Linked DNA regions of Homo sapiens: region 2 is linked to region 1. Evidence: chromatin loops called from intact Hi-C (ENCODE). Cell type or tissue: breast epithelium. All regions are shown on one strand.

The links. A loop is a pair of places that touch in the nucleus more often than their neighbours do. Peaks named below come from ENCODE experiments on the same cell type or tissue, not always from the same donor. Only the 100,000 strongest peaks of a DNase experiment are listed, where the experiment ranks them.
Region 2: a loop joins it to region 1, with 7 times the contacts of the local background. A loop is called at or near these places in 2 of 110 quality-filtered maps.

The regions. Positions count from the first base shown.
Region 1 is chr1:246,332,397-246,337,396 of GRCh38, reverse strand. SMYD3 (SET and MYND domain containing 3) reads left to right here. Exons shown (of 12, transcript NM_001167740.2): 3 at 1,923-2,030. Among named protein-coding and RNA genes, the nearest start is that of SMYD3-IT1, 12 kb to the right of the region's middle. RefSeq lists a silencer at 3,540-3,589. In breast epithelium, no CTCF peak of the experiment used is centred here; no DNase peak of the experiment used is centred here.
Region 2 is chr1:245,642,991-245,647,990 of GRCh38, reverse strand. KIF26B (kinesin family member 26B) reads right to left here. Exons shown (of 15, transcript NM_018012.4): 10 at 1,711-1,870. Among named protein-coding and RNA genes, the nearest start is that of KIF26B-AS1, 410 kb to the right of the region's middle. In breast epithelium, no CTCF peak of the experiment used is centred here; no DNase peak of the experiment used is centred here.

The sequences.
Region 1 (5,000 bases):
ATATAGATATATCTGAGTTAGTGAATACCAACCTAACTCTCTAAAGGGTGACAATAACAAGCATGGGAAACTGTGTTAAATAATTTATACACATTTCTTTAGTGCATAGACTTTTAGAACTTTTAGGATGCTAAGTATATTTTGAATCTCTAAGTAGGGTCAACATGATATTGTGTTTTTAAAACTTACTTGACAATTGTACCATGTATATTTTAGGCCTCTTACACACATTGGTAATTGCTAATTGCTAGTCAAGGACTAGCCCCCTGAGCAACAGAAGCTTGTTCTTTCACTGAGTTGTATTTTAATATTATGCCTTTCAGTGAGTACTGATATTAGAAGTCATATGAAAGGCCATTATAGTTGTGAACTGTTGTTAAGGACATTGTTCAGTGTGTTGATTAGCATTCTTGGAATAAATCCCTCCTGTGATTTAATACTTGGTGAAACTGTATGTTTTTACTTTCTGTCAGTTGAGGATTATATAAGCCATTATGCCTTCTTTTTTGCCTTGCTTGTAAGGCATCTCAAATAAATGTGACGTACAAATACTCAAATGTAATGCAGAAATTATTCAGCTCTCATGTTTAGCATGCTAAGAATTTTTACTCTCTCTTTTTGTATTTGGGCAGTTTGATAGTTAGATATCAGCTTTTGAGCCTTTATTTGTAATAGAGGGATAATACCTACCATTTGGATTGTTACGAAAATCAAGTGAAACGTGCTTCGTTATTTGCTTAGCCATGTATCTAGTACCTTGTAGAATGCTAAGTAAATGCTAGCGTGCTTTCCTTTTTCCCCCTTCCATAATTTTAATATGTTCTGTTTCTGGTTTTGCAGTCTTATTTCATACACATCTTTACTTTGAATCAGCTCAGTCTTGTTTAGAAGTGAGTGAAGTGTAAATGCTAAAACAAAAATTATGAACAGCACATTGATTTTGTAGACCCAGAAATTGAGGAGCAGATTTATAATTTTTGAAATAAGAATGAGTAAGTGGTATCAGGCATTTCAGTAATGGAAATTCCAATTTTCAGAATATAACACGAGAGACATTTGATTGAGGCTTCTTCTACTCACCAGGGCTAAATATTAGATGATCTGGATTTTATTTCCATATGAAAGTGATTCCGTGTGAAAGGAGCCGTCGCCTTTCTGATCCAAGGCTCAAGGATAGTGTCCTTCCCTTTAGTCCATTCATCTGTACATTGGCAACTGACTCAATGGTCTCTTTAGCCACATCAACACATGGCTAGGATCATGGCTTAGGTGACCATATAATTTGTCATCAAAACCAGAACTTTTCAGAGTGAAAAGGGGCACTATTAATATTTAAGCCAGGACATAGATACAAACCTAGACACATCCAGGACAAACTGGACATTTAATGATTTTAGCTAATAGTTCTTTTTATGTTGCTTTTAAAACAAAGAGATTTTATATTTGGGGGTGTGTTAGCCCTCCTGATATTTCTGTAGCAGCACAGAAATTCAGAAGGCTGTCATCCCTATTTTGAGTCTTCTGAACCACGTTTTATTTTCTAATTTGGAGTGACATTTTCCTTTTGTATTCAAAATGACTATTGTTGAATCCTGTTTAATCAGTTCCAAGACCATCTTATACATTATTAAGTAAGCTGTAATGGCTCTTTCTTTGGACTCCACTAGCCAGGTAATAACCAGGGGACAAATGAAAGCACAGAGGTGAAGCTGAGGCTTTTAATGTCCTTGCATAGTAATTGCATATTTGGCAAAGACTCATCCTGGATTATTTTCAGATTTAGAATATTGCTTTTATTTTCTATTGTGCAGTTACATTTGGACTATTAAAATTTAATGTTTATGACTCTTGATGTTCAAAACCAGTATAAATGAAAGTTAAATTTTAGGTCACCTATGTTCTCCCCACTCTTGTTTTAATAGAAAAAAGCTTGGCCAGACCACAAGCGGGAATGCAAATGCCTTAAAAGCTGCAAACCCAGATATCCTCCAGACTCCGTTCGACTTCTTGGCAGAGTTGTCTTCAAACTTGTGAGTATAAAACTCATGAAATATAGCTGGGTTTTGGTTAAATAAACATATGCAATTGCATTTTCCGGTATACCTCAGAGATGTTGCAGGTTCAGTTTCAGACTACCACAATAAAGCAAATATTGCAATAAAATGAGTCTCACAAATTTTTTGGCTTCCCAGTAAATATAAAAGTTATGTTTACATTATACCGTAGTCTATTAAGTGTTCAGTAGCATTATGCCAACAGAACAATGTACATACTTTAATTAAAAAATATATTTCTAAAACTGCTAAGGATCATTAGACCCTTCAGTGCATCATCATCTTTTCGCTGGTGGATGTTGATGGCTGCTGACTAATCAAGTGGTGGTTGCTGAACTTTGGGGTGGCTGTGGCAATTTCTTAAAATAAGACAACAGTCGAATTTGCCGCATTGATTGCCTCTTCCTTTCGCAAATGATTTCACTGTAACATATGATGCCTCACAGCTTCTTCACCAGGAGTAGGTTCCATCTCAAGAAACCACCTTCTTTGTTCATTCATAAGAAGCAACTCCTCATCTTTTCAAGTTTTATCATGAGATTGCAGAAAATCAGTTAATTTTTAATCAGTTAATTTATAATTCTTTAGGCTCTACTTCTCTCTGTTTTAAAAAAAGTTTTGCTTTTATTTTAGATTCAGGGGGTACATGTGCAGATTTGTTACATGGGTATATTGCATGATGCTGAGGTTTGGGGTATGATGGATCCCATCACCGAGGTAGTGAGCATGGTACCCAGTAGCTAGCTTTTCATCTCTTGCCCACTCCCTGCTTCTTACCTCCCCCTCGTATTCCCCAGTGTCTGCTATTCCCATCTTTGTGTCCATGTCCACCCAATATGTAGCTCTCAGTTGTGAGTAAAAACCTGTGGTATTTGGTTTTCTGTTTTTATGTTAATTCACTTAGGATAATGCCCTCCAACTGCATTCATGTTGCTCCAAAAGACATGATTTCACTCTTTTTAATGGTTGCATGGTATTTCATAGTGTTTATGTATCACATTTTCTTTATCCATTGTGCTGTTAATGGGCACCTAGATTGATTCCATGCCTTTGCTGTTGTGAATGGCACTGTGATGAGTGTATGAGTACATGTATCTTTTTGGTAGAGTGATTTATTTTCCTTTGGATATATACCCAACAGTGGGATTGCTGGGTTGAATGGTAACTCTTTGAGAAATCTCCAAACTGCTTTCCACAGTGGCTGAACTAGATTACATTCCCACTAACAGTAGATAAGTGTTCCCTTTTCTCTGCAGCCTCACCAGCATGTGTTTTTTTTTTATTTAATAATAGCCACTCTGACTGTTATGAGATGGTGTCTCATTGTGGTTTTGATTTGCATTTCTCTGATGATTAGTAACGTAGAGCATTTTTCCTATGTTTTTTGGCCACCTGTATGTTGTCTTTTGAGAAGTGTCTGTTCTTGTCCTTTGTGCACTTTTTATTTTCACTTTTTGAGACAGGGTCTCACTCTGTTGCCCCAGGCTGGAGTGCAGTAGCATGATCATGGCGCACTGCAGCCTCAACCTCTGGGGCTCAAGCAGTCCTCCTACCTCAGCTTCCCGAGTAGCTGGGACCACAGGTGCATGCCACCACGCCCCGCTAGTTTTTGTGTTTTTTCCTTTTTTTTTTGGAAAGACGAAGTTTCATCATGTTTCCCAGTCTGGTCTCAAACTCCTGGGCTCAAGAAATTCTCCCACCTAGGCCTCCCCAAGTGCTGGGATTATATAGGTGCGAGCCACTGTGGTGGCCCTTTGTCCAGTTTTTAATGAGGTTGTTTGTTTTTTACTTGTGAATTGCTTAAGTTCCTTATAGATTCTGGATATTAGACCTTTGTTGGCTGCATAGTTTGCGAATATTTTCTTCGATTCTGTAAGTTGTCTATTTACTCCATTGCAGGTTTCTTTTGCTGTGCAGATGCTCTTTATTTTAATTAGGTCCACTTGTCAATTTTGTTTTTGTTGCAGTTGCTTTTGAGGACTCATCATAAATTCTTTGCCAAGACTGATGTGTAGAAGGGTATTTCCTAGGTTTTCATCTTGATTCCAGCTCCTTCGTTCTTGCTATCACATCTACACTTACTTCCTCTACTGAAGTCTTGACCCCTCAGTGTTATCCATGAAGGTTGGAACCAAGTTCTTCTGAATCTTCTGAACTCCGGTTCATGTTGCTGTTTTGACCTCCCACTGGTAAAGCATAGGCAAAGTCGATTTACCACAAATAGTAAGGGCCCTGGCATTTTAGGAATGGTAAATGAACACTGGCTTCAACCTAAAGTCACCAGCTGCATTAGTCCCTAAAAAAAAGTCCACTTGTTCTTTGAAGCCAGGCATTGAATTCTCTCTAGCTATGAAAGTCCTAAGTGACATCTTCTTCCAATATAAGGCTGTTTCATCTACATTAAAAATCTGTTGTTTAGTGTAGCCAAATTCAATTATTTTAGTTAGGTCTCCTGGATCATTTGCTGTAGCTTCTATATCAGCACTTGCTGCTTCACCTTGCACTTTTTTAGATTTATGTATGTATGTATGTTTTGAGATGGAGTCTTGCTTTGTCACCCAGGCTGGGGTGCAGTGGCGTGAGCTTGGCTCACTGCAACCTCCGCCTCTTAGGCTCAAGCGATTGTCCTGCCTCAGCCTCCTCAGTAGCTGGGACTACAGGCGCCCACCACCATGGCCAGCTAAATTTTTTGTACTTTTAGTAGAGACAGGGTTTCACCATGTTGGCCAGGCTGGTCTCGAGCTCCTGACCTCAGGTGATCTGCCCGCCTTGGCCTTCCAAAGTGCTGAGATTGTGGGCGTAAGCCACCGCACCTGGCCACCTCGTGCTTTTATGTTATGGAGATGGCTTCTTTCCTTAAACCTTATGAACCAACCTCTGTTAACTTCCAGCTTCTCTTCTGCAATTTTCTCCCCTCTCTCAGCCTTCACAGAATTGAAGCAAGTT
Region 2 (5,000 bases), 690 kb after region 1:
ACTCAACTACAGAAATGACATCGAATGAAACTCTATAATTCTTCAACTCAGAATATTCTCCCATAGAAAAGGGTTGTTACAAGAGCCGGGAAAACCATTTCTGGGTTTATCCAACTAGGATTCCAAATTTCTAGAAATGAGATGGACAGGATTATAATCACCATTTAAGCTCCTAAAGTCAGTCCAGTAATGGTTCTCCTGGTAGGAAATAAACTCACAATGTATTTGGTGGGGGGGTCTGGCATCAACATAGGGCTGAGGGGAAGAAAAACTCCAGCACTCATTGTGAATCTCAGTAATTATAGAATACACTGCCCGACTTTTTCCTCCTACACAACAGCAACGTAGGTTTTGTAGGGTTTTTACAGATAAAACCATGAATCCACATATATTTAGTTAATCTTCACCTCATGGCAACTCTGTAAGGTCGGTGTTTTTTCCCTTTAAATAGGTGAGGATAGGCTTGACTAGATAGGTGTAACCAGACTTTCATCATTGGTTATTGGCCATAGTGTCCTAAATTCTACAATAAATTTTCTTTTTTTTCTTTTTTTTTTTTTTTTTTTGAGAAGGAGTCTCGCTCTGTTGCCCAGGCTGGAGTGCAGTGGCGTGATCTTGGCTCACTGCAAGCTCCGCCTCCTGGTTTCATGCCATTCTCCTGCCTCAGCCTCCTGAGTAGCTGGGACTACAGGTGCCCACCACCACGCCCAGCTAATTTTTTGTATTTTTAGTAGAGATGGGGTTTCACCGTGTTAGCCAGGATGGTCTCAATCTCCTGACCTTGTGATCCACCCGCCTCGGCCTCCCAAAGTGCCAGGATTACAGGCATGAGCCACCGCACCCAGCCTACAATAAACTTTTATACATGTTTTATCATTTTGAGCCTTATATTTCTGTGATGTAACATGTATAGCTTTAACCCTCATTTTAGGAAGAATGAAGGTTCATGCAGCTAGTAAGAGGCTCAGCTAGGCCTTGGCAGAAGCCTGGACAGCCAGTCAATGGCCTGCCACCACACGGTCCAATGAGAACGCTTAGTTGGGGTGATGGTGGTGGAGTGGCTTTGTCTCTGCCAGACATAGGAGCGGCTGTAATTTAATTGGAGCAGTAGTAAAGAGACAGGAAGGATCCTGGAAGTGACTAAACATTTGCATGGGAAGGCAGGTGCTAACTCCCCTAGCTTTCTGAACTCCCGAGATTGGGTTGCCAGATAAAATACATGTCACCAGGAGCGTCCCATGCAATGTTGGGGTGCATACTTATAATACAACCTTATTTGTTGGTTATCTGAAATTTGAATTTGCCTGGATATCCTATATTTTTTTGGTTAAGTCTGGTGGCCCTACCCCTAAGGATAAGCCAGTCTTCCACCCCTCACTCTCATCACTATGAAACAGGCACATCTTTATTATGGTGACAATGACCCACCACCTTCATTTGCGAGTGGAGACCTCAACTGAGATAATTTCCTATTTCCTCTAATTTGAGCAGCCTAAAGTTAGAACTGGAATAGATTTAAGTATTTCCAAAAGTTTTGAATTTGGGAGATCATGCATTACACAACTGTTAGCTAAGGCTGGTCTCTGGCACTGAACTTATAATGGGGTCCAGGCTGTCCCTCTGTGGCACACCTCTCCACAGATGGCACTGAACAAAGCGTCCCACACCATGCTTACCCCACCACATTCTTTGAGTAGAAGAGTCACTTACTTGTATGGAATGTGTTTGCTGCCATTGACGAGAGCCAGGATGACATTGCCCAGAGCAGACAGCGAGAGACACAGCCCTGAGCCTCCTTCTCGATTTTTGCTAAGAGCTTTCACACAGCTGCCGAGATCAATGAGATGCAGGCGGCTGCGACCTCCAGACACTACCACAGGGGAGAAGATAAAAGAGAAATGGTTAAGTTCTGACAAACACTCATCTGTTCTTCATGTAGCTCCTTGGGAAATCTGAGGCAAAATGAGAAGGGGAAGTAAAAGGTTGACGTTCATGACCTACTAGGAAACCCCAGAAAAATCACGCTGGGGTTGCAAATAGCATTGGTCCTCTTAAATTCTTTCCACCACGCACCACTGACCTTCTAAAGCCTACTGACATTCACACTACAAATAAGTGAATTCAAATAATTCTTGCAGGTTGAACTGAATGAGATTTTGGAGAAAATAAATGTCAAATTACAGGAGGATACGTTTCTACCTAAATGCCATTTGAATAGCAGAATTCTGAAACTCATCAAGTTAAAACCTGAATGGCTCATGAGTGATTACCTGCTTTGGTTGATCGTTATACAGAAACCAACCTAAAGCTCAGCCAGGAATCAGGTTGCAAACCCAAGACAAAAATCAGGAAGAAGTAACGACCAGGTGCAGAGACAGGGAAGACCCAAATATTTGCTGAGTATCTGCCAAGTGCCAGGTGCTGTACAAACATCAGTTTCGTTCAGTTCCCACAGTAGAATCATAAGCTAAATACTATTATCCTTTCTGTATTGATGAGAAAATAACTGTTCAGAAAACTTAAGCAACTTGCCCATGAATACCTCTGCTGCTGAAGTACAGGGAGACCAAGGTGGCAACAATTTACAAGACAGAGTACTGCAGAGGAGAGAGCTCTAGAGATTTGCAGAAGGTCCCTCAAGTGTTCAGCTGAGTACTGATCAGCACACCTGATGTAGTTTGGATGTTTGTGTCCTCCAAATCTCATGTTGAAATGTGATCCTCAATGTTGGAGATGTGTCGTCCACCCCCATGACCCAAACACCTCCCAGCAGGTTCCAACACTGAGAATCACAGGCGTCGTGTTGAAGTGTGATCTTCAGTGTTGGAGATGGGGCCTGGTGGGAGGTGTTTGGGTCTTGGGGGTGGATCCCTCATGAACAGCTTAGTGCCCTTCCCATGGTAATGAGTGAGTTCTTGCTCTTTAACTTCATGCAAAAGCTAGTTGTTTAAAAGATGCTGGCACCTTCCCCCTTCTCTCTCCTGCTCTCTCTTGCCATGTGACACGCCTACTCTCCTTTCACCTTCCACCATCATCGTAAGCTTCCTGAGTCCTCACCAGAAGCAGATGCTGGGTGCCATGCTTCTTGTATAGCTTGCAGAACTGTGAGCAGAATAAGCCTCTTTATAAATCACCCAGCCTCAGGTGTCTTTTACAGCAATGCAAAAGGGACTAACACAACATTCATGTGAGAAAACTATTCAAGGCTCAGAAATTAACTACCTAAAAAGATTGGAGATAATGGTGCACAGCACTCACACAAAGCCAGGAATAGTGCCACTTCCTAACAGCCAGCCTGGAAAACTTCACAATTCACAGGGCATTGGGTTGAATACCCAGAAGTCTTTCCCATACTTAGCCACAGACTGAACACTGACCTGATCCCACCTAACACATATTAAAAGCAAAACAAAAAAATGATCAAACTGTTTCCAAGTAATGCAACTGCATTCTAAAACAAAGCTTAAGAATATTTACAAAGTAAAGACTCGGGAAAATGAAACCCATAATGAAGAGATAACTGAAACCAACCTAGAACTAGCATAGATGTTAGAATTGACAGAAGCAGCTATTTATTAAAACAGTTATTTCAACTGTATTTCAGATGTTCAAAAAGTTAAGTAGAAACATGGAATATATATTTAAAAAGACACAAAACTGAACCTCTAGAGATAAAAACTACAATGTGTGAGATAAAAAAAATATAGTAGATGAGATGAATGGCAGATTAGATATTGCAGAATGAAAAATCAGCAAATTTGAAGATCTAGCAATAAAACTATTCAGAATAAAATATATAGGGAAAAAAAACAACAAATAAAACACAGAAAAAAAAGAGCTGTAGGACAACTTCAAGTGCCTGCTATGTGTAATTGGAGTCCCTAAAGGAGAAGACAGAGTGTGGTACAAATAAAATATTTGAGAAAAATAATGGCTAAAACTTCCCCACATTTAATGAAAGTCATAAACCCATGTATCCAAGAAGCTAAGTGAGCCCCAAGCACAAAGGAAGAAACTATATCAAGGCACATCATAACCAAACCGCCCAAAACCAGTGATATAAAGAAAAATCTTGAAAAGAGCCAGAGAGAAAAAAGCACGTTACATATAAAGGAACAAAGATAAGGATGACGGCAGATTTCTCATTGGAAATACAGGTGAGAAGACAGTGGAGCAATGTTTTTAAAGTACTAAAAACTGTCAAGTTAGAAATATACACCCAGCAAAAGTATCATTCCAAAACAAAAGGGAAATAAAGATATTTTTTGACTTAAAAATCCTAAAAGAATTCACCATAAGCAAAAACACAAGGAATATAGACAAAGGAATGAAGAGCTTTGGAAATGATAACCACATGGGTAAATATGTAATTTTTATTACTTTAAATCTCTTTAAAAGATTATTATTAAAACAAAAATCATAATGTAACGTGTGAATGATGACATATGTAAAATTAAAATGTTTGATAGCAATAACACAAAAGTCAGACGGGAGAAATGGAAGTATACTATTGTAAGGTTTTTATTCCTTATATAAGTGGTATAATATCACTTTAAATTAGACTGTGGTAACTTAAACATATATATTACAAACACTAAAGCAATAATTAAACAATAAAAGTAATAGCTAATAAACCCACAGAAGATGGAAATTGGAACCATTTAAATGTTTCATAAATCCAAAAGAAAGCAAAAAAGAGAGAGAGAGAACAAAGATCAGATGGGACAAATAGAAAACAGAAAATAATATTTTGAACCAAACCATATCAATAATCATATGAAATTGAAATAGTCTAAAATACCCTTATTAAAAGGCAAAAATCGTCAGATTGGATAAAAAAGTGAGGCTCTACTATATGCTTGAGAAATACACTTCAAATAGAAATAAACAATCATTTAAACGTGTAAGTGTGGATAAGGCAAACAGTAACCATAAGAGCTGGAGTGGATCTACCAATATTAGACAAAAGAGACTGAAGACAGTCAAAGACCTATCCCATT